2 separate regions of the Mus musculus genome follow, and region 2 is linked to region 1. A link is a loop called in an ENCODE intact Hi-C map of the cell type or tissue named here. Cell type or tissue: left cerebral cortex. All regions are shown on one strand. Each heading gives the region's core, and the rest is flanking DNA. Links, peaks and the distances in the headings are about the cores only. Region 1 overlaps 1110002O04Rik (a long non-coding RNA gene). Region 2 holds the start of Gm25634 (a small nuclear RNA gene).

Region 1 (15,794 bases), core at 3,745-11,744:
GCATCTGTCTGTCATTCCATCCAACGCTTTGCCCACCTTCGGCTAGAGACCCGTTCCACTCAGACAAAGGGGCCCAGAGGGTCTGTGGCAAGATGACGCTGTTCTTGGGTGTTTTAATACAGTGTAGCTTGAGATCTTATTAAAAGAGTAGGAGCTGGAAGCTGTAGGTAAAAGAGCTTGCTTTGCATGCAAGAAGACCTACCCAGCACCCTTGCAAAAGCCAGATGTGCCTGGCATTTGTGGTGAGGGATATGGAGAAACAGGAAGATTTTCAGGACTTGCTAGTCAACTAACCTAGCAAATAATAATAATAATAATAATAATAACTATTATTGTTACTGTTATTATACATTTTAAAATAGTGAATGACAGATTAGTTGAAAGACCTTGCCTCAAAGGGAATAAAGCAGAGAGCAATAGGAAAATAACCAATGTGCTCCTCTGACACAACACACACACGTACACGTGCACACATGCATATACAACACATGAATGCACACACATACACACACAAAAAGATAAGTTAAAAGGGAGAAATTAGGATACAGGCAATACAAAGTGACCTTGTAAAGAATGAACATGTGCGTATGGGGTGTGGGAGTGACCATCTCTGAGCAAGAAGAAAGGCCCAGGAAGAAGTTAAACTTGCTGGTACTGCAGTCTCAGACCCTCATCACCCACAGATAGGAGAAAATGCTTTGTTTGCTTGAAACTTCTTGGGCTCTGGCAGCTGAGCGAATCCACAGAGTGCAGTGTGGCCCAAATTAACACGATTTCCCTTCAGAATTTTAAGATATTGCTGCTTCCTTCCAGCCTTTAGAATTACAAGAACCTTCCACAAGTTGATTCTTGGGCCATTGTATCTGACCCCATTACCTTATCAGAATGTCCCTCTGAGAGCCGATGGCCTCCTGGGCTTGCTTGCCCTTGGTGCTCTGAAATCTGAACCCCAATCAATTGTATGCCCCAGCCTGAGTGGTTTCCCATTAAGTCCAGTCCCTTCCCCAGCATACTTCCTGCTCTGGGAAGCCAAGGCTCTGGGAAACTGAGGCTGACTTTGAAGGAAGAACTAAAGGGGCCCGATTTTGCAAAGTATGTCTCGCTCAGGCAGTGCTGGTAGCTGCCTTCTCTCTTCACTGGCATCTTATGGGACATGTTGGCCCTGCCATCATGCTGTGATCACCTGGCACCTGACACATACTCATGAGCCAAATTCTGCAGCCAGCACTGGGGTGCCACCAAGGTGACATGGCCTGCACCTGGTAGCTTGTAGGTAGGAACTCAGAAGCCAATATCCAGGCTTTCTGAGGCAGAAGCCCCTTAAAGAGATTCCTAGTATCTCTTCAACTTGGTTTTTTGGTTATAGAGATGTTCTTCCACAGAAAAGCACACAGAGCATTTAAACAAGTCCACATCATGGGGTCATCCTTCTGGGTGCCCTAAAGTAAACTTGTTCACTATAATGTTTATATTCTCTCACCCACCATCTGTGAACACAGAGTGTGTAAGACAGTGTAGTCACCAATTGAACATGTTTAGGAAGAGGCCTGCCTCTACTTGTAATCCTCGGTCTTTACAACCTGACTGTCCATGAGGTTCCTCAATAACGTCACCTTGTGTCCACGTTTGGTGATACCATGCCTCCAAATTAGCCCTATGCTGTCCTCACAATGGAAGAACTCTCTCTCCTACTATTATCTCCCCAAGATGCTTAGGGTTTTGAAGCTAGCAAGGGTGAACCCATTGTGAAGCATCCCCTGCAGGTCCACGCTGCCCTGGGTCTCTCTGGACTTAGCGAAAGGCTTAGTATGCCCTCAGTCCTGACCTGTTATAATACTTGGTAGTGATACTCAGTCTAGCACATGGGAGGCAGGATCCACCTGTGAAGGATTGTCTAGATCAATGTTAGGCTCTGAGAATGCTTCTGAGGGCTTGTCTTGATTATGTAAATAGATTCGGGAAGACTCATCTTAATTATGGGTGGCACCATTCCCTTTGCAGGGGATCCTAAGCTGTGTGAGTGGAAACATTGGTCTGAGCACTAGCATGCATTATTTATTGCTCTCTGCGCTGGATGTAATATGGCCAGGTCTCTCAAGTTCCTGACACTGTGACTTCCCTGGAACTGTAAGATAAATAAAACTGTGAAGTAACTTGCTTTTTTCTGAGTGTTTTAACACAGCCACAGGTAAAGAAACTAAAGTCAGCATCCAACCCTACAGCCTTCTTGGGAGAAGGTCCGGTTACACAAATAGGGGCACGTAAAATAAAGGATCAGGTTGGGTTTTTGTCATGCATGTATGTGTATGTGTTTGTGATATATATATGATGTGTGCATATATGATGTATATGTATTAGAATTAATTAATCCCCGCTGTCCCTCTGTTCTATTTTCTACTGAACTAAATTGGGCAGTAATTGCTTAATTTGGTCTTTTAAATTTTTAACAAGGATGGTTATCAAGTGTTTGCTGTTGTAATTAGTAAGAATGTCTTTAAAACCTAAAGGAAATCTCAATAGTTTGAGACCACACGCTGTTGACAATCCCTATCTCTTTCTCTCTCTGTCTCTCTCTCTGTGTCTCTGTATGTGTGTGTGTGTTTCTGTCTCACTCCCTCTCTCTCCCCCCTCTCCCCCTCCCTATCTCCCTCCCTTCTCTCTTTCCCCCTCCCTCTCTCTGTCTCTGTGTGTCTTTCTCTCTGTGTTTCTGTCTCCCTCCCTCTCTCCCCCTCTCCCTCTCTCTCCCCCTCCCTCCCTCTCTCTCCCCCTTCCTCCACATGGAAGGGTACGTTTGTACACCCATGTGATCAGGTATGAAATGCACGTGTTTAGTGTGAATTTGGAGGCCAAAGGTCAGCCTTGAAATCACTCCTCAGACATCAACCACCTTGTCATTTGACTGTATGTGGCTAGTGGTGCCAAATGGTCGTAGTCACTAGTTTGGCCTTGATCATGCGGCCACTATGGCCTTCCATGCACACCTACCTCCCTCCAGTCCAGGGTCTCAAAGATCCTGTGGTCACTCCCTTTGTACTTTAGTGGGGGATCAGTAACTAGTGAAATCAGCATAAAACATCCAGTCATCGGGAGCCCTCCCTGAGTCCTTGGCCTCACCTCTAGGATATACTCAGCCATGGAAGGAACCCCCTTCAGAGACTTAGTGTGCTTGTTTACATTTAGAGAGATTTTAGTAAAGGCACACCAGCCTTAGCGTGGTGGGTGGAGGGCGCTCAGGAGCTCTGCCCACTCGGGCTCACTGTGTCTACACAGACAGCCTTACCGTCTCAAGAGCGTGTCCTCCAAGAACTGTTTCGTTTGGTGAGCCTGGCAATTTTTTTTTCTTCTTTTTTTTTTCTGTCAGACTATCAGTATTAAGTGCGAGTAGGTGGTTTATTTACTCATAGTCTCTGGCAATTTGCCAGCATTGGTCCATACCAGACATGCTCTGGCTATTAGCCAGCTCGTTAGCAACTGCTCTCCCCAGTTTTGTGGCCTTGGGACCTGTAGGCACTTCCTTAAAGAGAGATGGGTGGTGAGAGAGGTCAATTTCTCCATCTGTGCCACAGTTAATGAGACATTCCTCCCCCTCATCCCAGAGGTTCAGCAACCTGGCAGGGACTGGCTCCCCAGGGCTCGGTCTACATTCCCTTCCATTTGATAAAAAGGACTTAATGCTCTAAATCACATACTGAGGTTTTATCTTGGCTCCCAGCTCTCGTTCTTTGGCTTCTCCCTGCATAGTGTCTTCGAGGCCAGCTTTTAGCACAGTAAAAACATTCCTTCTGCTCTGTTCCCTGCCATTCGAGGCTCCAGTTCACTTGTTCAGGAGCCTTCTGACTCTTCCAGATGGAAGGTCCAGGGTTTGATGCTGGAAAGGAAAGGGGGGACTGTAGGCCAAGAGCATGAAGTGCTTGTGAGGATGTGCAGGTAGATGAACAAACCTTGGTCACTCTAGGCAAAGGCCCTAGGCAGGCAAACATCATCTGGTACCAAGGTACACACCAGCACACTCACGCTGCACACAGGCAGCCACAGGCACGTGCACACACACACACACAAGCACAGGCACGCACACGTGCGCCCGCAGCAGGGAGAAGAAATCAGCAGGCTTCATAGATGTCTATAGGGCGACAGACAGACACAGGCAGACTGGCAAAGGCTCAAATACAAGCTAAGGCCTCTGAGCCTCAAGGCCATGTTTATACAAAAGTCATACAAATGTGACATCTACAAGTTAGAGTCGTTTATAGCTTACAGAACTATTTCCTTTTGAGTTCCCCAGAATATGGTAACAACGTGTGTGTGAGTGTGTGTGTGTGTCTCATAGCCCCCTGGGTATCTGGTGTTATCCATCTTGGTCCATTCTGGTTATCCATAAACTGGCCCATATGGCTCTCTGTTCCCAATACAGAATCTTCCACTGCCCTACAACTCACTAAATGGAGAAGGGTGACTGACCACTGAGTCCCAGGGATCTGCCTGTCTTTGTCTCTCCAGTACTAGGATTGCAAATGTGCACCCCAGCTCTGTTTTTCTTGTTACTTATGATGAAAAGCTCTGATATATTAGATAGATAGGTACATAGATAAGTAGATAGAACATATATATATATATATGTATATATACACATGTGTGTATATATACATATATATATATGTATATACATATGTGCATATATATATTTTTTTTCTATTCTAGGGATTGGACCTGGGTCCTGAACATAATGGGAAAGTAATCTGTTGCTGATCTACACATTCCACCCCAGTGTTTGGTTTTGTTTGTTTGTTTGTTTTTGATACAGGAAGATCTCTAATAGGGTAGCCTGGGCTAGTTAGAACTTACTATCAGTTTCAATCTCTTGAGTTCTGGGATTGCACAAGTGTACCAACATGCCTAGATACACTGATAATTTTTTCATGTTATCTTCACAATGCGTATGCTTATGCACGTGTGTGCCCTGTGGTATAACCCCACTGGCATAAGGTGGCACAAGCATAGTAGTTAGAAGAAGAAAATCTTATAAATTGTATAAACTTTTGGTGAGTTGGGAATCTAACTCTTGGCTTCATGCATGCTAGACAAACATTGTAGTAACCGAGCTGTATTCCCAGCCCCTCTTTGGTTTTTATATAAGAACTTGACAAAGTGAACTGTCTTAGCCTTAGAGGGGAAAAAACTGTAGAATATAAACATCTGTAACCAAGTAAAAACTATTCCATTCAATGTTCAGTCTGTCCTCTCCTCAAGAATGGTGAAGCATGTTTGCTTGCCTCTTTCCCAATACACATGCACACACACACACACACACACACACACACCACACAACCCACTGCATTGTCAACAGCCCTGTCCAGCTAAGACATCAGACAGACATCTGTCCAGCTTAGAGCACCACACCTACCTCCCTCTTAGGCTCTACCCACATCCTTTTTGTCTCCTTCCCTGATCAAAATATGGCCCCTCGGGATAGTGAAAGCTGTTGTCTTATCCCTACAAGAGTGTTTCTATATTCCATAGTGTGCCAAGCCCTCTTTCAAGACCCAGTTCAGGAATGGTAGAATGGCTCATCTGATGGCTAGTTTTATGTCAGCTTGGCACACGCTGGAGTCATCTGAGAAAAAAAGAATCTCAACTGAGAAAATGACTCCCTAAGATCTGGCTGTAGGCAAACCTGTAGCTCAATTTTTAAATTATGGGTCCAGTCTACTGTGGGTGGGGTCATCTCTCCAATGATGGTTCTGGGTTCTATAAGAAAACAGGCTGAGTGAGTTATGGGGAACAAGCCAGTAAGTAGCACCTCTCCACGACCTCTGCATCAGCTCCTGCCTCCAGATTCTTGTTCTGAGTTCCTGCCTTGGCTTCCCTCAATGGACTGTGACTCATGATCTTTAAGCCAAATAAATCCTTCCCTCCCCCAAGCCACTTTTGGTCATGGATGAATCTTCTTCTTCTTCTTCTTCTTCTTCTTCTTCTTCTTCTTCTTCTTCTTCTTCTTCTTCTTCTTCTTCTTCTTCTTCGTCTTCTTCTCCTTCTTCTTTCTTCTTCTTCCCCCTCCTCCTCTGCATCCTCTCTCCCTCTTCCATTTTCTCCTTCTTTCTCCCCTTCTGCTCCACCTTCTCTTTTATCTGCCCAATCATCAGCTTTCCTTTATTTTACAAATTAAGGTGGGAAGCAGGTTTACAGGAAATCACCTGAGTGCTGACTCATTCCTTGTTCGAAACCCCTCACAGGAGAACAGATTTAACATCAAATATAATTAGCCCCAGGGCTATCCACAACAACTGGCAAGCTGGAGAACCAGGACAGCAGCTGGTGTGAATTCTATCCTTGTCTAAATGTATAAGAACAGAGAGAGACAACACTGTCTCTCCAGCACAAAGGCAGTGGGCTCAAGACCCAGGAAAACTAGCATCTGAGTCCAGTCAAGAAGACCAGTGTTGGGCCAAGGCAGTCAGGCCATGTCCCATTGTTCAGACTCCATTCTCTTGAGACCTTTGGCTGATTGGATGAGGTCCACCCACACTGAGAACTCAGTTGCTCTGTCCAACTCCCTGGTTCAAAGGCGGGTCACCCACTCAGACACGCCTAATGTGTGCAGGCACTCTGTGACCCAGTCAGTCTCGTCACACTCGATCCTAAGCCATCTCTGTCTGGAGAGCTGCCACACTTGGCAGAATGGCACACAGCTTGAGTGACAGCCATGTATTCCCACTTTTCTCCATGTACTTATCCTTGATCACAAGGCCCAGTACACAGCTACCCTTCTGTTTGTTCCCTTTCCAAAACAGGTGGCCCACAAATACACAAGTCTCTGGATAAGCAGGGGCCCAGCAGCCTTTCCCCAAACAGATCCTGATGGCAAAAGATATAATGGAGTGACAAGCATGCATGAAAAGCCTGTCACCAAGCTAGGGACAGGAGAGTAGAGAAGAGACCTTAGAGAGCTCAGATACCCACCAGGCCTTCCTCCTCCATAGACATCCCTGCCTCTGCCTTAGTTTCAAAGGGTAAAAAATAACCCAATCAATCAAGTCCACCACAGTTGAGAATTCAAGGTGGGAGGAACTTGAATCTACTGGTCAAGTCACCCCCACAGTCAAGAACTGAGAGCAACAAGTGAGTGAGTGAGTGAATGAATGAATGAATGAATGCTACAGCTCAGCTCATAATCTCCATTTTTATATAGTTCTTTATACCCAACCCAGAGAGATGGTTCCACTCTCAGTGAGGGGGTCTTCTCTCAGCAATGAGTATAAGATACTCCTTCATAGTTGTTCTCAGAGGCCCATCTCCCAGGTGATTGTAGACTATGTCAGGCTGACAGCTAACACAAACCATCATAGCCTCCTTCCCCAACTGGACAGTGCCTGTGGCACATGAGCAGGGATGCCGTTGCTCAGATCCATCAGCAGGTGGCCTAAATCTGGACCCCCACCAGCACCATCCACAAAGACAAGATATGCCATTTATAGGACCAGGACAATGATCGCCCTCATTTCAGCCTGATGATGGCCCCTCTCCACACAGCACACTTAATGCAGCATTAGCACTGTTCAGAGGCAGATAAAAATAGTGTTGGATCAAAGAGGTAGTTTCCTCATTCTGTCTCTGAAGACAGATCAGTGGGCCGGGTGCATGTGGGCAAATCCAATTTTTCCCCCTTCTTGGCAGGAGCCTCTACATATTCTCTCCATGAGTACAGAGAAGCCTGCCAATGTTGACATCCGAGGCTGAGATCATAGGCTCCACTTTAGCTGCGAGTCAACCCACTCCCAGCCTGCTAGGTCTGTGCTCGCGTTTTACAGACAGGGAAGCTAAGCTCAGACAGCAGCAGCTGCTGCGGAATAGTTCACCGGCTGCAGATTGATACCGATGACAATTGACTATCAGCCCTGTGACCTGCAACTCTGCAGATTGTGACACCATCTCCATTCTGTAAGTGGGGAAAACCATGGCTGGGAGGGGCCTTTCCATTCCAGCAGGGATCCGTGACAGCTGTGAGTCCAGCCACCCTGTCTTAGTCAGTGTTCTATTGCTGTGAAGAGACACCATGATCATGGCAACTCTCACTGAGGGAAGCATTTCATTGGGACTAGATTACAGTTTCAGAGGTTTGGTCCATCATCAGCCTGGTGGCAAGCAAACAGACATGATGTGAGAGAGGGAGCTGAGAGTTCTACATCCAGATCTGCAAGAAGAGAGACTCTGGGACTGGTGTAGGCTTTTGAAACCCCATAACCCGCCCTACAGTGACATGATTCCTCCAATAAGGCCAAGGCTTCTAATCTCATTAGCACCATTTCCTAATGACCAAACATTCAAATAAATTAACCTATGGGGGCCATTCCTATTAAAACTACCACCACCTCTCTCTCTCTCTCTCTCTCTCTCTCTCTCTCTCTCTCTCTCTCTCTCTCACACACACACACACACACACACACACACACACATACACACACACACACCACCAGAAACTTGAAGTCTTTCTCCAGAAGCCTGATGTCTTCTAGGACTGCAAATCTCATATCAGATAGCTTGTAAATGATGGAGATGTATATAGGAGCTGTATCACAGGAGATGGTGATATCCTGTCTCCATCATTTACAAGGTTTTATGTGGATTGTCCTTTACTTTCTACCCACAGGCATGGGTGTGAGTGGAGCCTGGGACTGCAGGCCACGCCTCCAGAGAGTAGACTGCCCACCTGGGTGCACCAGAAGTGCTGAGCACTGGACCCTGAAGGCTTCCTCTGTAAGCTGGCACTGATACCCACCTCCCAGGGGCTGTGAAGGTTAGCTGAACTGTTCCCAGCATTGCTTCCAACGAGTAGATCCAGAATTCTGGAGCTCATGTTGCTTGCACCACAAAGGCAAATGATTAGAGACAATCATGAGGCTTTCCATTAGGCTTTGTTCAGAGAGCTGGCCATCAGAGAAGGCAGAACATGATGGAAAATGCTTCACATCTCACTTCCAGCCAGAAGATTGTATGGAGTCACAGGGACAGAGACAGCCATTCCAAAGTTCAGGATTGCCCCACTCTGGTCAGGTGACGTGATTCTTAAAATAAACTTTTCCTCCCCTAAACATCCTTTGTCAGCATATCTTATCACAGCAACAAGAAAAGACACTAAAGGCCAGGCAGTGGTGGCACACGCCTGTAATCCCAGCACTTGGGACGCAGAGGCAGGTGGATTTCTGAGTTCGAGGCCAGCCTGGTCTACAGAGTGAGTTCCAGGACAGCCAGGGCTACACAGAGAAATCCTGTCTCCAAAAACCAGAAAAAAAAAAAAAAAAGAAAGAAAAGAAAAGACACTAAGGCAGGGGGTCAACCGCCTGAGACTGGTGTCTCACTCACTACCATCCAGTCTTAGAGTGTTACTGCTGTGAGCAGACACCATGACCGAGGCAAGTCTTATAAAGGACACCATTTAATTAGGGCTGGCTTAAAGGTTCAGAGGTTCAGTCCAGTATCATCAAGGTGGGAGCAGGGTAGCATCTAGGCAGGCACGGTGCAGGAGGAGCTGAGAGTTCTGCATCTTCATCTGAAGACTGCTAGCAGAATAGTAACTTCCAGGCACAAGGATGAGGATCTTAAAGCCCACCCCCACAGTGACACACCCACTCCAACAAGGCCACACCCACTCCAAGGCCACACCTCCGAATAGTGCCACTCCCTGGGCCAAGCATATTCAAACCAGGACACATCCCTTGCACCTCTCCCTCATTCTCTGAATGTCTGGACTCAGTCGATTCTTGAGACACTGAGTCTAGCTAGTGTCAGTCTTACATTCCTGCAGGGCATCTATGCTCCCAGGGATTGGCTTTTTAAAACATGGATCCTGAGAACAAAACTCTCGTCTGAATGCTTGTGCCATCTCCTCAGAGCAAAGTTAGCGTTTCTAGTTTGCACACATCTGAGTCACAGGGCTTCAGGGACCTGCTTTGACACTTGTCTTCCTCTATCCAGAAGCACTCATTTTCTGAGGACAATCCATGCTAGGTCCCTGCCAGGTCACATAGCATGACAGAGACTGAAGAAGGTCACCCTGGTGGAGAAGCCCCCAGCTGCTTGCAGAGGAGGCATCAGGCTCCTTCCAGTTTCAGCAGCTCAACACATTGAAGACTGTTTGCTCCCAGGGGAAGAAAGAGACGCTGTGCTTTCAGCCTTGACATGGGTTTAGCATCAAGATGCCTTCACTTACTAAAGCAACTAACACTTCCAAACCCCTAGACAAAACCAGTGCTCATTTTAGCCTGCAAATGATTCACAGTTGCTCTGTGTGGGTTAATTCTGCATTGTTTGAATGAGCCACTGCCTTTGAAAGCCATAGCACCAGGGAGGAGGGTAGCTAGCTAGCAAGAAGGAGGTATAGCAAGGAAGAGCAAAGTTTAAAGAGATCTCTAGGACCAGGCTGAAGGCAATCACCATTAGATTAAGGAATTACCCATGGCAGTTAAAAAACAAATTAGATCAAGGAGAATATTTTCCCTGAATATCACTAGAGAATGAAAAGGAGTTGATCTGTCTGCACTGCATGCAGAGGTATTGGACAGCTCTTCAGAGTACCCAAAGTAACAGAGGTGTGCCTGCTGCAGCAATATGTCTCAGGCCACCAACCCCCACCCCCACTCCAACCCCCCTCAATCTAGTCCAGTTCACCTATCAGCTTAGTTATGTTAGGAAAACATAGGCCCGTGCCAAGGAAATTAGCCAGAAGAAAAGTATCAGGGCACTGGGGAGAAGGCTTGGTTGACAAAGTATGTTCTGTGAGGACCCGAGCTCAGAACCCACATGGAAAAGCCAGGCATGGCAGTGCATGCTTCTGATTCTCCCACCAAGGAGGCTGAGACGGGAGAAGCCCTGGGGCTCACTGAGCGCCTAGCCAAATCAGTGAGCTCTGAGTTTGATGAGAGAGCCTGTCTTTAAGAATAAAGTTGAGGATCACCAGAATGATTGACTCAGAGGGTAAAAGATGCTGGCCACCAAGCCCGAGTTCCATCCCTGGCACCCACCTGATGGAGTCCTTCAAGCAATCCTCTGGCCTTCACATGTCTCTATGGTTGGAACACACAAGCCTCCCCCAAATGAATGATCAAGTAAAATAGCCAAAAACCAAATCCATAAGGCAGAGAGAGATAAAGAATGATAGCTGAGAAAGATAAAGATAATCCCCTCACACACGTGGTCCTACCTATACATACATGCACACACAACACACATATGCAACACACACATAACATATGCACAACTCATATACATACAACACACATACACAACACATACATACATCAATACACACATACACAACACACATATACAACACATACAAATACAACGTATGAACAACTCGTACCCACACAATACACACACATACACAATGCATATTCAACACACATATATAACACATACATAACTCATACACACACAATACACATACATAACACATACAACAAATGCACAACTCATACACATACAACACACACACAACATACATGTACACAACATATACACACATATACAGCACAAATACAACACGTATACAAACCAAGAAAAATAGTAAGAGGAAGTCTTCATAGATGGGAAGGCCAGGACAGGGCTACCAACCAAGAGACACCACTTGGCATGGTCTACCAAGGTCAGGATCATGCATGGGGAGGCCCCATGGAGACCTTAGACCACAAACTGCAGAAAAAAAAAACAAACCTGACAGGTGAGGCTGGGGCTACATCACCAAGGGGACAAAATAGCCCTTCTCAAGCTGCCTCCCTCACAGAGAAAGCGAAGCTATACCAGAGATTAGCTGCTGACTTCTCCCCAGCACCCTTAATGGATGCTCAGGGATTCTGGTCGACCAGAACAAGGAGGAAGACATACTAGCCACTGTCTGAGAAGCCCCTGTGACAAGGGCTTTGTAGACCCGTCACCTTGAATCCCGCAACCATCTCTGGAAGTCCAATTGGAACCAGCTGATGAAAAGCCTGAGTGTGGTAGGCTTTACAGGGCCCAGGATCAGACCCTGACGGTGCGGTGACGTGAGTGGCTTGTGGAGAAGGTGGAGCCGCTGCTGGCCTCTCTGGGTTCACAATGGTGGCTGTGGACCTTGTTACAGAGCAGAACCTTTGTCACGGGTCTGGGATGCCTCGCCTGCTGAATGTGCACGTGGGAGCTTCCTGGAAATGCAGCAGATGCCTAGCATGACAGAGTTAAGACCGTCTATGAAGGTATAGCTCGAAAGGGACTCTATGTACGCCCCTTGCATGCCTGAGACAAGGCTGAGTATGTAAATGAGTTCAGAGAGAGGACAAACAGGAAGGGGAGGTAGAGCGGGGACAGGTGGGAGGGAAAGAGGATGGGACAATGGCTGAGGGGATAAAGAGTTTGCCACCCAAGCATCAGGACCCAGGTTTCTACCCTCCAGAGCTGAGGTAGGCAGATGCAGGAACACACATCCATAAGCCCAGTGCTTCCACAGCAAGGTGAGAGGCAGGGACAGGGGAGTCCCTGGTAGAGTGCGAGGCAGCTAGCCTGGTGTGGGCAGCAGCAAACAACAAACATACCCTGACTCAAACAAGACAGAGGCTGAGGGCAACACCAGAAACTGTCGTCTGACTGCCACTGCCACACATGTGTGTCTGCACACACGCAACTTATATAAAGCAGGGTAAGGGGGGAACACAGAAGGAAGGGGGTGGGAGGAGGGGAATGGAGGGAGGCTGCCCGTGCAAGATCCCACACAAGTAACACCATCTACGATGAGTGGCTTCCTCTTATAAATACTTTTCTTAATGCATGTGTATGTGTTTGTGTGGGTGAGTATATGGGGAATCTATCTATCTGTCTGTCTGTCTGTCTACCTATCTAATCTATTTATATCTGTCTGCCTATCTATCTATCTATCTGTCTGTCTGTCTGTCTGTCTATCTACCTGTCTATGTATCTAATCTATCTATATATGTCTGTCTGTCTGCCTGCCTATCTATCATCTATCTATCTATCTATCTATCTATCTATCTATCTATATCTATCTATATCTATCTGTCTGCCTATCTGTCTGCCGGCCTATCTTTCTTTGTGTGTGTGTGTGTGGGGGGGGGTCTGTCTGTCTGTCTATCTATCTTACAAATGTTGAGGCACGGTTACTCTTGTTCCTGATGCTCCACATGTCCCAGAGCAGCGGACCTGTAAGCTTCCAATCGATTCTCCTGTCTCTGCCTCTCGTCTCACCACAGGCATGCAGAGACTAAGGATGTCTACCACAGCATGTGGCTGAGGGATTAACTCAAGTCATTAGGCTCTTGCACAGTAAGCGCTTTACCCTCTGAGCCATTTCCCAGATTCCCCACCTCATCTCAACAAACTGGGACACGGTTGCACATGGGGAAACTAAGTCACACAGAAGTTACGTAACTGACCCAAAGTCCCACAGCTTGTGAGAAATGAGTCTGTAATGTGTGATTACCCCCCCCCCCCAGACCTTACTCTTTTCACTGTTAATTTGTTTTAGGATACCTGCACCTTTCATAAAGAAACAAAGTTCACGTCTCTCAGGGGCCTGACAGACCTAAGTAAGAGCAAAGCTTGGCGTTACAAAATGAGATGTAGGGAGAATTACAAAGATCCAGGACTGGGAGGAGCAGATATGATTCAGCAGTGAGGGAGGGAAAGAGATGAGAGGGAACACTGAGGGCATCAGGAGCATGTTACACCTGAGAGTCTGAGGAGAAAAACCAGTTCCACGATTAGCCAATTAACAAGCTGTAGTTAGTGCTGGCCAGGAAAACTGACACTTGACTAGGTCCAGACTGGGAGGACATCAAGAGTCAGGTTTTGCAGAGGCTTTTAAAGGCAAACCCACAAGGATATGTATTTCTTACCCGGTCTAATCAGGAGCAAGCATGTATCCTGCTGTGAATCCTGCCTGCGCACCTCCCGCCTACGTGTGCTCAAGCACGCCTGGTGCTGTTGGGTCAAACAAACTTGTTAGGGGAGTGAGAGCACAAGGCTTATTATCACACAAGGACCACAGCCCCCAGCATTTCAGGAAGTTATCTGTCCCTGGGTAAATGGGGCTTACAGGTTAGCTTTAGTTCTTGCAGGTTCTTTTAGCAAATCAGACTACTTGCAAGAAACTCCCTAAGGTCTGGCTTCTTGGCTGGCTGCTGGTATCCCCCCTCATAGCAGGTCATTAGTTGCCTCCTCCTGCATCTCACAGTCATTTGTACATAATTCTGCCATCACTGTGTGTGTGTGACTCAGGAATTACTGGAGTGTATAGTATAGGAAAGGCTAACTGAAAGTGTATCTCCACCTCAGTGGCTATGGAGAAGCCATCATCCCTGCTGGGTGAGATTTTCCAGTATGGCCGCTTACTTCTCTAAGTAAGCTCACACCATGGTCTGTAAGAAAACACACTAAGGACAGATGTAGGCAACTGGCTTGTATCTTAGGTAAATGCCCCCTGAGAGACCTGATAGGGTAAGAGAGAACAGCTATCTAAGAAATCACCTTCTGGGCCATTCTGTAACTAAATCTCAGGCTCTGCTTCCCACAGTGCCAAGGGCTTTAAGACATTAGAGAAGACATGATGACCTAGAACTTCCCAAAGATTAAAGGTAAGAGTAGCAATGACAGCCATAGATAGATAGATAGATAGATAGATAGATAGATAATATAGATAGATAATAGGTAGGTAGGTAGATGATAGATAGATAGATAGATAGATAGATAGATAGATAGATAGATAATATAGATAGATAATAGGTAGGTAGGTAGATGATAGATAGATAGATAGATAGATAGATAGATAGATAGATAGATTAAAAAATAACCTACAGCCACAGTTTGCACTTGACACCAAGAATCAACTGTTACATTTCCAGGGACACTTAGAATTAGATGTTCAGTGTGGCCATGGTTAAGAATTAAATTACATTTGTGTAAATCATATCAAACCAAAGGCAGCTATTGTTTTACCATGTGTCCTAGTTTCACGTTTGAACTGTGAAAAAATATCCTGACAAAAAGCAATCTATGCAGAAGAGGTGTGTTTGGCTGTGGTTCCAGAGGGAGGCAGGCCAACAAGAGACCTGTCTTTAAAAAGAAAATAAGGAAGGAAGGAAGGAAGGAAGGAAGGAAGGAAGGAAGGAAGGAAGGAAAAAAGGAAAGGAAAGGTGGATGGTGGCTGAGGAACAACACCTAGGGTCACCCTTTGGCCTCCACACCTCCTTCCTCTCCGAGTGTCCCATAGCATCTCTGTGGGACGTTGTGGAGGGATCTGAAAATGTGCCATAAGCTGTGTATCGGGAGCTGGCACCCATCAGGTTCTAGGAGTTGAGTGGACAGCCGTTGGTGAGGTAGCAATGCCAGTGTTAGGCACCAGGGCAGACAGAGCGCTCATCGGGACCCCAGAGGGCAGAGGCACCTTGGAGAAAAGTCTGGAACCAGCATTTACCGGAAGCACTGCAGATCCTCTCTCCCGCAGTTCCCCAAGCTCGTTGGTGAGGACTCTGTCAGCTCCTGGATTGACAGTGCCCCAGGGTGCTGAGTCTAAGGAAGGTCTGAAGAGGACTCCGTCTCCATAGCGAGGGTAGAGGGGGTCATCACATACACAAGCAAGTCCAGAGCCCTGGAGGGAAACCACGGGTGGGATCATCTGGAAAGTTCTCTGTCTAGGTCCCAAGCATGCAAAGAGCATGTCCTTGTCCTTTTAAGGCACTCCCTAGACTCAGAATAAAACCTTTACTGCTGCTGATTCCACCTGTGACAGTTAATACGGTCAGCCTGACAGGGTC
Region 2 (15,794 bases), core at 4,641-12,640, 120 kb before region 1:
TCCTGGGAATTGCACCAGGAAAAGTCACAGTGAAAAGACATGCCCTAACCGCCTTGTGTGAACTATAGTGGCTCCTGATTTTATCCAATCAGAGTGCAGCCTCAATCAAAGCATCTTGGTTATCTAAAACCAAATGGTCAGCCCTGCGTCTATACTTATGGGCAACATTATAGAGACTAAACAGGTTGGATTAGGGATCATATGTGTGTGCAGGAGTATGAGTGTGTGTGTGTGTGTGTGTGTGTGTGTGTGTGTGTGTGTGTGTTAGCACTTTGTTCCTGTGAAGAGACACCACGAACATGGATCTCAAAAAAGAAAGCATGTATTGGGCTTGCTTATCATTTCTGAGGGTTAGTCCATTATCATCATGGTGGGCAGCACGGTGACAAGCAGACAGACATGGAGCTGGAAAAACAGCGGAGATTTCTACATCAGGACCTCAGGTAAGAGGAAGACAGAGCCACTGGGCCTTGCTTGAGCTTCTGAAACCTCACAGCCCACCCCAGTGACACACTTTCTACAACAACGCCACACCTCCAGTCTTTCTAATCCTTTCAAATAGTCTTCCTCCCCGGTATCCAAGCATTCTAACATATGAGTCTGTGTGGTCATTCTCATTCAAACCATCACAGTGTGTAAAAAAAACAACTAAAGAAACAAAATGACCATACATTTTAGAAAGAGCAAAGGAGGAAATGATTTGAAGGAGGAATAAAATGAGGGAAATGATGTAATTATATTAATTTCAATAAATAATATATGTAATATATTATATATAAAATATGCATTACATATTATATATGATGTATAATATGCAGAATTATATATATACATATATATATATATATATATATATATATATATATATATATATAAAACAAAAGAGAAAAGAAAGAGAGAAAAAAAACTTTGCAGCAACCCTTTGTGAAGAGACTTGAGAGCCACCACAGGTCTATATGACGAATACTAAGACACTCACCTCTGACTCTGCTTTACGCAGCTCACGCACATGATTAGGTAAAGCCCACTCTTTCCCTAAGTGTTACTCTTTCTCTTAATACCCATGCTTAAAATCTAGATTTAAAAATAATTTTAATAAGACCCAACTCCTCTTCATACTTGCTCACTCTAAAATTCTGTACCAAAGTGAAGAGTGCAGTTCATCCCGAGTAGGGAGTCAGGAAGCACACAGGGAACCCTCCCTAGGCTGCTGCAGGCAGGAGCCACAGCAGGTCACAGGGTGAGAGAAGCTCAGATGAGAATCCCAGCTCTCAGTTCAAAGACAGTAAAGTAATTTATTCTTCCACCACACGGGAGTGACGGTGTCCCAGAAATACAGAGGCAGGATACTAAAGTCCCAGATTCCAACACGGTGATGGTTTCATGAAGTTTTGGTCATATCAGAAGAAATGAAGTCATAAGTTAGGTTTAAAAAAAAAAAACCATTGAGGTAATATCAGGTAGGCAGGCGGCTTACAGGAAAGCAGAGAAATCTCTGCCATGAACCTCAGGTGCTATTTGATGATGCTCCCAGCCTTTGGGTTGGTGGGAACTAGGGGGTAAGCTTTAAAAAGGATTTTACTTGATAGCCACAAGATATTAGATCAGAGCGGGCGCCAAATAACTACCTGGGGGACAAAACCAGCCTAAGATAATCTCCTGCGGACTTGCAGCATTCCAACTCTCTCCAGTCTGAGAGATCCTAATCACCTGGTACGTGATATAGACATTTACCAAACACGTAGCTTTTCGGAGTCTGGGGAGTGGCAGTGACAGATGGTTATTGTACATCTAATCTGGAAAAGCCTTACGCAATGGAGGCCCGACCATGGTGCTCGACACAGTACACATGGCCAGAGAGAGCAATTATGGAGGAAGACACTCTCATGGAATAAGAGTGGATGATGGCTTAGAATACTCTGCACCAGCCTACAGGCTTATGCAGGCTTTCATTACTACATATGTGTAGTACATGATTACCTCAGGGGAGTTTCCTTGCCCGGGTGATTGACAGGCCACTTAAATTGACTCACAGAAGGAGACATTGGCACATCTTTGTTCTTAAGAGAAAGCCTTGATTTGATAGCTCCTGGTAGTTCAGGAGCTTGTGTTCCTACCCAGGACCACAGAGAAAACTCAAATTCCCTTATTTTCACCAAGGGTCACTAGTAGGGCAGATTAGAAAATAATTAAATAAAGAAAGAATAAAAATAAGCCTATATGGCAAAACACATGAAACTCAAGAAGAATGAAGACCAAAGTGAGGACACTTTGCCCCTTCTTAGAATTGGGAACAAAACACCCATGGAAGGAGTTACAGAGACAAAGTTTGAAGCTGAGACAAAAGGACGGACCATCTAGAGACTGCCATATCCAGGGATCCATCCCATAATCAGCCTCCAAACGCTGACACCAGTGCATACACTAGCAAGATTTTGCTGATAGGACCCTGATATAGCTGTCCCTAGTGAGACTACGCCAGGGCCTAGGAAACACATAAGTGGATGCTCACAGTCAGCTATTGGATGGATCACAGGGCCCCAATGGAGGAGCTAGAGAAAGTACCCAAGGAGCTAAAGGGATCTGCAACCCTATAGGTGGAACAACATTATGAACTAACCATATGTATCAAAAGATGGCCTAGTCGGCCATCACTGGAAAGAGAGGCCCATTGGACTTGCAAACTTTATATGCCCCAGTACAGGGGAACGCCAGGACCAAAAGGTGGGAGTGGGTGGGTAGGGGAGTGGGGGGGGGAGGGTATGGGGGACTTTTGGGATAGCATTTGAAATGTAAATGAGGAAAATACCTAATTAAAAAAAATAAGCCTTTAATTGCAGTACTCAGGAGGCTAAGACAGGTAAATGTCTATGAAGCCACCCTGATTTACACGGCTGGTTCCAAGCCAGTAAGGGACACATAATGAGACTCTGTCTCAGATAAATAAATAAATAGCCATGTTTTGCTAGTTGGAAATTGTGGGGTAGTAGGCGTGCGGGGGGGGGGGGCTGGATAAAGGGGAGTGGGAGAAGACCTATCCCGCCAGAGTTCTGGTGCTCTGGGCGGGCAGACTTGGAAGGGCTGCCACATGTTTCCCACTCGGCCCCGGGTCGGTATTTGGCTGTATAAAGCCACGGAATCCCAGCTTCGGGGGGGGGGGGGGGGTGGACACGGGACACGACGCAACAAGGGGCAGTCCTTGGTACCAGGTTCTCAGTCTCTGGCATCCCACACTGGATACCGTGGAGCAGCTGAGAACAAATGGGAGTCCCCGGAGGCTCAGCCACCAAGGCCAAAGGGAGGAAAGGGCAGAGGGAGAGGCGGGCGCTGGGTGGTTCCCACATGGGCAATAGTCCTTGGTCTATCTGTGATCTGTGATCTGTGATCTGTGGCTGGAGCACAGGAAGGCCTTCTGGCAGGAGATTAGACACAGCTCCTTAGGGGAAAGCCGATCCCATCGTTCAAGCACAGTGGGCCTTGATCAGCAGAGACAGTCTATGGTTTTAGAGCTTTATTGTAGAAAAGCAGGGAGAAAGAGAGAAGGTAGAAAGAGAGAGAAACTGGCCATGGCCACGTGGAGAGAGTGGGGAAGGGGGAAAGAGAGAGCTAGAAGGAGGGCTAGACATCTCTAAGATGTAAGTAGTAAGAAAGGTGAGAGCTAAAGAGAGCACACGAGGAAGGCACCTGACTCTGGGAACATGGCTTGCTTTTTCGTCCCTTGTAGAATTTTCTACTGGGTCGCTGGAGCAAGCCTCATTCAACCAAAATAGGCTGCCTATCACAGTCCCCCAGGAAATAGCCTTCCTATTATGAACCTCAGCAAAGCCGAATCACCTTCTCTACTTTCCCCGTGGCAGAAGGCCACCCATGATATCTTACCTCTTTTTAAAGGTATTTCAAAGTTCACGAGGCAACCATGGCATGGTCGGGGCCTGGAAGCTAAGTGTGGAGGAGCTGTACTCAGGGATCTTCAAGTCTGATGAATTTTAACTAACAGGAGGCTGGCCCAGCGAGCTCTCTTTCCCAGCCCCTTGCTCACCCCAGTTTCTTATACACTTTGCTAATACCAGGCCTTGGCCTACAAAGTTCCAGTCTCCAGGACCTAACTCACATCCCTCCAGCATAGCCTGGACAATAACTCCCCGAGGACAAGATGCAATGGGATACACCAGGGCACACACCATAGACATCCCCAGGGATATGGAAAGATAACTAGAAGCTGAAATGCTGATTCCTAATACAACCAACATTCCAAATGGCTTTTTTATGTTTTATTTCCATTTTTATAAAACCTTGAAGGCTTTTGATATTCCTATTTAAATAAGAAAGCATATAATTATTATGGGTCTAATATGGAAAAGTCTTAGGCAACAGGGACCCTTCCATGGCTTTCTACACAGCAGCAGATGATCTGCCCTTCTGTACATTTTTTGATTGGCAGGGACTCCACACCTACTGCAGTTCATTGACTTGTGGTGAGTTTTATAATGTACATACATGGTGACTTTGTTGCAGGACAATGTGTAAGGAATACAGGTTGTTGTTGGTTCTGAATGCAAGCTCCTAAGTGGGGGATATTCTAGACCAGGAACACTCTCGTGAGTAGTGTTAATTGGTAACCCAACTTTAAGTGTTAAAGTCACTTACGAGACAAGCTTGCAAGGCATGCCAGGGATGGTTGTTTAGCCTATGTTGATAAGGTAGACACTTGGACTGACAATGGAGGACACAACCTGAGGGCAGTGGCATTGATTGCTCTGTGTAGAGAGAATCTCTTGTACACAAGATTAGAAGCTGGGACATTGGACTTCTGGGATTGAGTCAGGCACAGGAAAGATTCACACTGAACTCTGAGGAAGACTTTCAAACCAAAGAGAGGTAATTAGCCACATGGCCTGTCTTAGACTAGTTTAAATGAATTCATTGAGTTATGTGCTTGCAAAAATGAGCCGAAGCTATTGGCCTAAGCATTTATTCATACATAGGAAGTCTCAGAGTCATTATTTCAGGGAACTTCGGCACATGTGGAAAAGCCCACCCACAGTCACAGCTCTGTTTTCTGATTGTAGCCAGCTGCTTCAAACTACTGCTGGAAAACTTGCCCACCATCAAAAATTCAGGTGACAGCAGATGCTGGCGAGGATGTGGAGAAGGAGGAACACTCCTCCATTGTTGGTGGGATTGCAAGTTTGTACAACCACTCTGGAAATCAGTCTGGCAGTTCCTCAGCAAATTGGACATAGTACTACTGGAGGATCCTGCAATACCTCTCCTGGGCATATATCCAGAAGATGTTCCAACTGGTAATAAGGACACATGCTCCACTATGTTCATAGCAGCCTTATTTATAATAACCAGAGCTGGAAAGAACCCAGATGCCCCTCAACAGAGGAATGGATACAGAAAATGTGGTACATTTACACAATGGAGTACTATTCAGCTGTTAAAAACAATGAATTTATGAAATTTCTAGACAAATGGATGGATCTGGAGGATATCATCCTGAGTGAGGTAACCCAATCACAAAAGACGTCACTAGATATGCACTCACTGATAAGTGGATATTAGCCCAGAAACTTAGAATACCCAAGATACAATTTGCAAGACACATGAAACTCAAGAAGAACAAAGACCAAAGTGAGGACACTTTGCCCCTTCTTAGAATTGGGAACAAAACACCCATGGAAGGAGTTACAGAGACAAAGTTTGGAGCTGAAATGAAAGGATGGACCATCCAGAGACAGTCTGACCTGGGTGTCCATCCCATAATCAGCACCCAAACTCAGACACTATTGCATATGCCAGCAAGATTTTGCTGAAAGGACCCTGATATAGCTGTCTCTTGTGAGGCTATGCCGGTGCCTGGCAAACACAGAAGTGGATGCTCACAGTCAGCTATTGGATGGAACACAGCATCCCCAATGGAGGAGCTAGAGAAAGTACCCAAGGAGCTAAAGGGGTCTGCAACCCTATATGTGGAACAACAATATGAACTAACCAGTACCCACAGAGTTTGTGTCTCTAGCTGCATATGTAGCAGAAGATGGCCTAGTCGGCCATCATTGGGAAGAGAGGCCCCTTGGTCTTGCAAACTTTATATGCCCCAGTACAAGGGAACACCAGGGCCAAAAAATGGGAGTGGGTGGGTAGGGGGAACGGGGGGGGGGGTATGGGGGACTTTCGGGATAACATTTGAAATGTAAATGAAGAAAATACCTAATAAAAAATTGGAAAAAAAAAACTCGCTCACCATGACACCTTTGAACTGTGAGCTAAAATAGTTTTTCTTCTCCCTCCAGTGGCTTTTGACAGTGTACTTTGTCATAGCAACAGGAAAAGAAACAGACATAAATACATTTCCTAGAGATCTTGGTAGCCCAAGGGAGGTGTGCAGAGCAGACTCCAGGCTTGGGCTTGGTCAGCTCTGACCCACACAAGCAAGCAAGGTAAAGGTCACGCTAGGCGAGAATAAGCAAGACAGGTTAGGACCCCCTAGAACCCCCACATTTGGTCTGGCATTATGCACACACACACCCAATTCTTGTAATAACTATACACTTGGTACCCAGTTCCTTCATCAACACATAATATATATTATAACCCCTCTCTAGATAATGCACTAGAAACTCAGAACTTACCCCACCCATCCCCACCCATCCCCACCTCTCCCCACCCACCCTGCCTTACTGTTCCTGCAATGGACTTCACATACTTCTATTTTTGAACAAAGGTATAAGCTTCCCTGTCCCTGGTAACAACCAAATTCAGACAGCTTCTACTCCTGTATTCTCAGTGTATCATGTTATGAAGAAGAGAGACACCAGTCCTGCCTGAACTGGTGTTGGGTGCGTGTATAATAGGATAAGTCCTCTCATTATCTTGTAGGGAGAACCCCCCATTGACCAGCTTTACAAGTAGGCATCCGTATGATTAAAATCAGATGCGGTAGGGCAACTGTTCTCAACCTGTGGATGCAACTTCTTCTTTTTTTTATTAGGTATTTTCTTCATTTACATTTCAAATGCTATCCCAAAAGTCCTCCAGACCCTCCCACCCCACTCCCCTACCCACCCACTCCCACTTCTTTCAAGAAGAATGAAGACCAAAGTGTGGACACTTTACCCCTTCTTAGAATTGGGAACAAAACACCCATGGAAAGAGTTACAGAGACAAAGTTTGGAGCTGAAAAGAAAGCATGGACCATCTAGAGACTGCCATACCCGGGGATCCATCCCATAATCAGCCTCCAAACGCTGACACCTTTGGATGCAACTTCTTTGGGGGTCGAATGATCCTTTCACAGGGGTCACCCAAAACCACTGGAAATGTCACATAACAATCCACAACAGTAGCACAATTAGTTAGGAAGCAGCAAATAATAACAATAATAATAATTTTATGGCTGGGGGTCTCCACAACCTGAGGAACCACATTAAAGGGCCACAGCATTAGGAAGGTTGAGAACCACTGTGCTATGGGAAGGGGCCATGCTTGGTAGGAAAAGTGAGCGTATGATCTAATCTATCAATCAAAGTAGAGAAGCATTCAAACAAATTTCCATAGTAACCAGCTCTTCCTTCCCATGAACTCCATAAAAAGAGACCCCAGGCTGCAGCCCGGGACCCTTACATAGCCTCACGAACATGACCCACTATCGATCTGGGCAGTGTCTTCCTCTACAATCCGCACTATTGATTTGCTCCCATAAAGCATTCTTGCTTCATTTGCAAACCTGTATGAGTGGTGATTTTCAATTCATTGGATAAGAGGCCAAGAACCTGAAAACACACAGCCAGATCCTGACCACAAGGGACGCTACTCCAAATGGTGCTTAAGTCTGGCCTCGAAGTTGCCAGCCACATGCAATCATTTTCATATGTCAAGAAGGAACAAGAAAAGGTAAAAAATCCAGCCACATTTTCCCTGCAGAACACTCCTTGATGGGCCCTGCTAATGTTAACCTTGAGAGACAGGGTAATGTTAACCAAAAGGAACCAGCCTTTTACCTGAAGAGACACTTGTTCACCTTGTTCCTGCGAACGGGAGGGGTCCCACCCCCACAAATGTTCTGAAGAGTGTTCGGAGGAAAGAGCAACGCAGCTGTGGGCGGCAGTGCGGCTGTGGGCGGCAGCTGGATTGAATGTGTTCCTGGAAGAGCGCACCATATGTTTTACATTTCGCATCCAATCTATAAATGTCCCAATAACTGGAGTCCATAAATACTGTGTTCAGAACGCTTCGTGAAAACATCTCCTTGCTCACTGTCATCTGCTCTCGGGAGGACAGCTCCTTATTATTAATAATCCCCATAGCTGGGTCATATCAGGAAACTGGGGGGACCCAGGGAATCAGAATGACCTGCTAACCTGGTCCACCCCCACCTGACTCCCGGACATTCACAAGGAAGAAGCCTACAGACTGTATCTCACTAACAAAGGCTTGGATCAGAAGCCAGAGGCTCTTTCTACACTACAGAGCTCTCCCTGCACACTGTGGGGTCCTACTTGAATGCCAGAAAAGAAGGAGGGTCATGGAAAGCTGGGAGGTTGAAGAGACAGTGTGTTCAACTCCAAGCAGATAAGACACATTTTGTGCACCACTACACAAGCAGGCACTGTCAGGAACCCAGGCACACACAGGCTGCCTACAACCATGCACAGGCACACACTCAGACTGGCACACACACACACACCCACAAACACATGGGCAGGCCGATAAAGGCAAAGACTCGAGCCGCCAACCTCAAGACCATATTGTATAGACTCCCACAAAAGTGATACTATGCCAAAAATAGTTACACAACAGATTACATCACTGTTCACTTTGGGAGTCCTTGAACATCCTGTGTCAGCCGTTTGGGGCTGACTCATAGTCCCCTGGATGTCCAGTGTCTGTCATTTATAAATGACTCAGACTGGATATCCATGTCAGTACTTTGATATCTAAATATAAATGAGTCCTCACTGCCTTCTATTCTCAAGTACAATGTACTCAGGCATGGAGCCTCATATGCCTGTGTCTGTCCATCAATAGGCTTGTGTGTCTACCTCTGTGTTTAGGTCTAGTTGTGTGTTTGTCTGCATGTATGAAGTTCATGTATACAGCCGTGTGACTAGTTGCCGGTCAGTTTCTTCCTGCATAGGTGTAGTGATAAAAGTATATCCTCTCTGAGCTAGAGAGATGGCTTGGCGGTTAAGAGCACTGACTGCTTTTCCAGAGGTCCTGAGTTCAACTCCCAGCAAGCACAGGGTGGCTCCCAACCATCTGTAATGGGATCTGCTTCTGTTGGGGAACGCCCTCTTCTGGTGTGTCTGAAGAGATCTGTAGTGTAAATAAATACATAAATCTTTTTTTAAAAAAAGAATTAGTATATCTACTCTGTCTGAGGCCCTCAAATTCTCTTCAACCTGCCAGCTTCCCACAGTCCTCCTCCTTCCCTGGCATTGGAGCATGGGTCTCACACCGGCTGATGTTTTGTGTATGTGTGTGCTTGTGTGGTGAATGAATCATGTGTGCACATGCATGTACAGACCTGATGCCAGCATCCTTCATCTTTCCCCCCTTTTCTATACTCTACCTTTATACTTGAGACATGCTCTCTTGCTGAACTGAAGTTCATCAATTGAGCTAGGTTGGCTGGCAAATGAGCTTCAGGGATATACCAGTCTCTATCCAAAGCTAGAGGTATGGACACAGGCTGCCATGCCAGCAGCCATATTGCTTTCCCAGTCATGTGACATTCTGTTGACTACCTGAGGCTTGGGGGGCTGTCCCCTCCCTTGGGGGGAAAACGTGTTTCGATTCAGAGGCAAATGCTCTGTAACAGTACAGAGGCTGCCACTGTCTCCATCTTCTGACAAGGGTAAGCAGTTTCTTCAAAGTCCCTCAGTTAATAGAGAGTAGACTTGGGAGTAGAACTCAACTTTACAATTTCTAACTTTTTGTTGTGGCACTGAGAATTGAACCTAAAGCCTCAGGCATGCTGGCAAACACTCCACCATTGAGTTCTTAGCCAATCCCGGCTTTCTAACTTCTGCATCCTTCTTCATGCTTAGTTCACTGAGGTGGTTTAGGAGGCCAATCGATTGAACTGTGATCAGCAGGCAACAGCTGGGAATGTATCTAGAAGTTAGGCCATCTCTTGGGTCCTCTATGTCAGATCCCAAAGAAACCTGGGACAAATGTCTAACTGAGCTGCCTAAGAGCATCCCAGAGCATACACAGGCCACCAGGATCACTTGGTACCTAGACCTCCTCTCCGCTCTTCTCACTCTGTTATTCCCTACCCTAAACCTCTCCTAACCCAGGGGCTCAGCTTCCATTCCCCCAGCTTCTGATTCCTATAAAAACCTGCCATTACAGCCATGTGCTTTTTTTGTTTCTTCTCCCTCTATTGTCCCCTCTCTTTTCTCTCCTTCTATCGTTTCCCCCTCCCTCCTTTCCTGACCTAGCTCAGTCTGCTGGCCATGGTCAGTCTGGACTCTTCCAGATGCCTCGGGCTGAACTCTCCCTCATATGTACAATAAAAACCTCCTCAGCTGTACTTAAGAGTGGCCATGTGCTTGCTTCAGCAGCACATACACTAAAACTGGAACTACACAGAGGTTAGTATGGCCCCTGCCCAAGGATGCCATTGCAAATTCCTGAAGCATTCCATATTTTGGGGCAGTGAGTGAGATGTAAAGTGAAGAAGTAAAAAACAAACAAACAAACAAACAAACAAACTGCAGAATAAATGTGAGCATGTTCATATATGCAGTTTTATGTTTATCTCTATATTCATTTATTTAGAATCCATATATATTGAGATAAAAAACAACCACAAAAAAATAATAACTGTGGTCATGTCCCCATTTCATTCATGTGATGTTGAAGCCCAGGAGAGGCATACACGAGCTCCCTGGCAAAGGACTTTGCCTCTCCGAATCAAGCTGCTGGCTTGGCTCTCGCACGGTGTGTATGGACCGTTTGTTTCTGCTGGCCTCCGCCATCCACTACATTTGTCTCCAAATTCTAGAGTCTGTCTCTTCAGCCACTTTTTCCCTCTACCAACTCCAGCCATTCATCTCTGCTTGCCAACTCAGTCAGTGTCCTCATTTTCATTCACTCTATTCTCTGGGCAGGGCACCCAGACCTAGGCTACCTTGCTGGTGGCCGTGGAATAAAGCTAGAGCATTGCATTCCATTAGGAGAAGGCAGGCCTGCGAGGGGCCCCACAGAGGGAATGTCCAGGTGGCTAGGAAGGGATTCACGTGGAGGGATAAAAGGAGATTCAAAATAATTACTTGTCTGCATAGCCTTTTAGCAGTCTCTTCTTTCCTCTGTTTGCTCCAAAGGGACTGGGTCTCCTTCACTCCATCCCCAGCACCCACCTGGCTGCCTAGCAGAGTCTCTACTCCATATGTGAATGAGGCATCCACCGTGCACACATTCCAGCACTATGGTGTCAGGCTGAGGCACTAGTCATGGCTGCAGGGCCAGAGCAAGAAAGGTGGGGTTGTGAGAAGGGACAGAGCCCCAGGCTGGAACTAAGACGGAGACCCACAGGATCAGGAGAAGGTTGCTTTTGTAAATGCAAGAAGCAAGACAGTCAGACTGTGGTCACTCAGAGGCCTGCTTGCCACCATAACACTTGGCATAGACAGAGGAGGTCACCAGAGGTCCACCAGCCTGGTGGCCCACCTGCAGCAGAAGCCATCACAACGTGCAAGTATGTGGTGGACTGATGGGAGACAAAGAGATGAGGAAAGCAAGAACAGTTTGAGCATTTTGAAGAGATGTGGAACTGGACATGTAAGGGTAGAGAGGAATAGCCTCTTGTGAGTGGCCAGCCCTGCCACCCGAAGTCATGGTGAAGTCCCAGCCCATGCTGCCACTGAGGACCATGTCTGGGTCTATGACCGTGCAGGGGCAGGGGTCAGTGTCCATGTCCATGGTTCATATTACCACTAAAGACCACTGTGATGTCCCAGGTCTTGGCAGCTACCAGGGACCTTGTAGATGTCTAAGGGCTATGCAGAACTGGCCCCACCCCTCAGTGGCTGCGAAACTCTGAAGGGCTGGCCCCGCCTCTCATTGGTGGCAACACATGGGAGAGAGGCCCTGCACCTCGCCCAGCACAGTGGCGCTGACCCTCGTGGCAGGGATATGGATGAGCCGCCCAAGGGTGTGAGCATGGAAGAACTGACCCTGCCACTCATCTGCCACAAGGTAGCATAGGTGCAGAGGTGATGCCCTGCGCACCCGTACCTCTCACCACCTACAGCATCAGGAGACCCGAAGCTGGGGTCATGAGAATGGATGAGCTGGCCCTGACTCTCCCTAGCTACAGCACTCAGGATTGTAGGCCTTGTACCTCACCTGAGCAGCACAGCAGAGCTGGCTCTGGTGGAGTGGGCATGGGTGAGCCACCACTGAAGGTGTGAGAGCAGCATCACCGGCCCCGCCCCTTTCTGGCCCACTCCCTCACTGGCCCCGCCCCTCACTGGCTACAGCACCTGAGAGAGTGGGCTCTGTGCCTCAACTGGGAAGCACAATAGAGCCGGCTCTGGAGGCATGGGAGTGAGTGAGCCAGCCTCAAGGGCATGAGAGCGAGAAAGATGACCTTGCCTACTGCCAGTGGCAGCATTGGGTCGGTTAACCAGAGCAGAGCTGGAGCGTTCACCCTGGTGGTGCGGATGTGGGACAGCCAGCAGACTGATCAGCTCAGCTACCACCCAAGCCCAGATCCAGGGCTATGAGATCCATCCCAAAATCTGCATCATCTGTGAACTGTTAGAATGCACGAAAGGGCGGGTCCTGCTAGTCAAAGCAGCAGGATCTCCATGACACAGGGCAACAACAGGATAACTGGGAAGAGTCCCAGTGAGGATCCAATATTGATGGTGTCACAGAAGCCAGAGACCTCGAACCAGGGCTTGAAAACAGAACTCATTGCAAAGAACACTTGCAAGTAAAGATGTGTGGACAGAGGGACATAGACATACTATAGGGTACACTGTAACATAGTATAGCTTCCATGCTGAGATGTTTTCTAGCTTGTCTGTTTATTTATTTTATATTTTCTTTTATGGGGGAGGTTGCAAGGGCAGAGGGCAGGTACAATGGGGCAGGAGATGAGTGGAAGGCATGATGTGAAATTCACAACGAATCAATAAAAAGTTAAAAGAAAAAAAATAGCAAGTAGCATGGCCTGTAAACTCTACCAGTTCACAGGCAAAGGCCAGCTTTATTCACCAATCAATAAGGGGCCTTGGCCTCTAGTCACATGGCTAACTGTGATGAGTAACCATGGCTGTCAACTTGATTAGATCAGGAACCAACTGAGAGCCATGTCTCTGGACAAGTCTCTGGGGGTATCACTTGGAAGGATTAACAGAATGGAAAAGACCTTACCCTTGGCTGCCCAAACATACAATGGTACCAAGAAAAGCTGTTTTATTGTATCTATCTGCTCTACCCTTTTCTGGCAAGCCTGTCTGTCCTGTTGCTGGCTTTCTACTGACATTAGAACCCATATATTTCAGCCTTCTGAGATGGATCGAAAACCAGCGGCTGTCCAGCAACATTCAGGCCGTTAGGATTAGGGTTGCTGAGCTATCCAGCTTCATGGACAGAGCAGCAACAGTGTCTCTGATTCTCCAACATGCTGATAGCCATTGCTGGACTACCCAGTGTGTGCTGAACAGATCCTGTAAGGTAATCAAGCACAGCTTTTTTCTATATCTATTTATTCTACTGGTACTGTCCCTCTTGAAGTAATACACTAACAAGAAACAGGAGACCAGAAAAACCTATTTTCCATGGACCTACTGCATGAAGTAAAACAGAGCAGGCATTGGAAAGCGATACATGCTTCCTTTCAGAAATGGACACACGTAGATACAAAGTTACTTGGGCTAGAAGCACAAGAAAATTCAACATGGCGAGAGTAGAAGAGGTAAGGGGCTAAGAGGGCAGGACTGGGTTAGCTGCTCCAGACTGGAAGCAGAACTGGAATTTTACTCTGTGTTAGGTGGAATACATGGGAGGAAGGGACACTTCTCTTGGATTCTGCTGTCCTGAGATTGCCTTGGACTTTGTTGAGAAATGGATTCATTGAGCCCAGTGTGGACTGAGAAACCTTCAGCTTCCCTCACCTAGTAGAAGTTTTAGGACAGGATTCCTGTACCCTACTGCTACTCTCAAGTGTTATTTTTTAAATGATTTATTTTTTATTTGATGTGCATATGTGTATGTCTCTGCGTGTGCATGCATGACCATGTGCCCGTGGAGGGCATGGAAGACTCTGAGACTGTACTTAGAAGCAGTGATGAGCATCTTGTCACAGCGCTGCAGACTTTCTGGCCAGAGATATAGAACACTTCTCAGTCTCTGGGACTGTTTTTCCTTATGGCAGAGGGACAAATATAATACAGCAGTCTTTTACATATTTCTGGTCTTTGTATACTTACAGGGTAACTTACATCCTGATGGGTATTTAAACTACTAGGCAGTGAAGCTTAAATGGAAATAGGAAATGAAGAGAAAGAAAAGGAGATCCAGGAAAGATATAGTGAAGTTGCACACATAGTCAAGGACACTGACCAGCCTGTGTGGCTGTCCCATGTCTTGCTTCTCTTTAGCTCGCAGGGATCCCTAACCTGCAGGTGATGGAAACCAACTTTCAGTCTCCTGAAGGCAGCATGTTATTTTGAATAAGAAATGCTGCCTAGAGGCTCTTCCACTTGCTCCCCAGCTGGTGGCACTGTTTTGGGGGAGGTTATACAACCTTAGGAACACTGGAGGAAGTACATCACTAGAGGCGGGCTTTGAGAGTCTATAACCTTGCATCATTTCCAGTTGGCCCTCTCTGGTTTCTGAGCGTGCCCAGTCGAGTGGTGAGCCCAAGGCTTCCTGTTCCTACCCCAGTCATCTGCTTGCTGCTAGGCCTTGCCACTATAACGGACTCTCAGTTCTCCAAAACCATCAACCCAAATGATTGCCTTCATTCATATGTTGCATTTTGACTATGGTATTTTATCACAGAAACAGAAAAGTGATAAGTGCTCTTCTCTCAAATCCCTCAACTCTTCTTCAAGAATATCACTAGAGAGTCATTCTGATCAAGAAAGCCCAATTCTTGTCGTAACCCAATTCAAGTACTTCTGAGATGTGGCTGAGGAGCCAGGAGTACCCTGAGGCAACAACAACACTTAGAAGTGTTGATGTAGACTTGTGAAATGACCCTGGTGGAAATGACAGTCTGCCACAGGCCTGGTGTGTTCCTTCATGGGCTTCTTGGGTGTGGCAGACTGCATGATGAACTAGTTTCCAGAATCTCAGCAAGATGAAGCACCTACAGAGGTCACAGGAGCACAATGTGACCGCCAGTGACTGCATACCTGCTGCCTGCCTGGTGCATTTGCAGTTCTTGTGTAAGAGGTCTTGACCTTGGCCTTGGATACTCTGACACATCTAGCCTGGTTCAAGGGATGGATTCAACTGGAACAGTGAGGAAATCTCTCTCTCTCTCTCTCTCTCACACACACACACACACACAGAGAGAGAGAGAGAGAGAGAGAGAGAGAGAGAGAGAGAGAGAGAGAGACGGAGACGGGAGACGGGAGGAGATGGGAGGAGACGGGAGGAGACGGGAGGAGACGGGAGACAGAGACGGAGACAGAGAGTCAGAGAAGCAGGGCATGAGGGCTGGGATTGGACAGACTAGGCTTTCTGAAGTAGAAATTGCAGCTCCCAAAAGCTCAGTATACTTTTTTAAATCAAGAGTTGAACAGGGAAGCAGGGTTATTGCA

The links. A loop is a pair of places that touch in the nucleus more often than their neighbours do. Peaks named below come from ENCODE experiments on the same cell type or tissue, not always from the same donor. Only the 100,000 strongest peaks of a DNase experiment are listed, where the experiment ranks them.
Region 2: a loop joins it to region 1, with 9 times the contacts of the local background. A loop is called at or near these places in 2 of 42 quality-filtered maps.

Annotation. Positions count from the first base shown.
Region 1 is chr1:35,872,038-35,887,831 of GRCm38, forward strand. 1110002O04Rik (a long non-coding RNA gene) reads left to right here. Exons shown (of 4, transcript XR_373312.4): 2 at 7,672-7,935; 3 at 8,645-8,791; 4 at 8,907-9,128. Among named protein-coding and RNA genes, the nearest start is that of 1110002O04Rik, 10 kb to the left of the region's middle. In left cerebral cortex, for the core only: a CTCF peak has its summit at 7,401; DNase peaks (open chromatin) are centred at 6,496, 7,718, 9,926 and 10,259; H3K27ac peaks cover 920 bases.
Region 2 is chr1:35,751,044-35,766,837 of GRCm38, forward strand. It overlaps Gm25634 (a small nuclear RNA gene), which reads left to right and starts at 10,559; the gene lies at 10,559-10,663. In left cerebral cortex, for the core only: a CTCF peak has its summit at 7,790; DNase peaks (open chromatin) are centred at 8,117, 8,738 and 9,214; H3K27ac peaks cover 1,360 bases.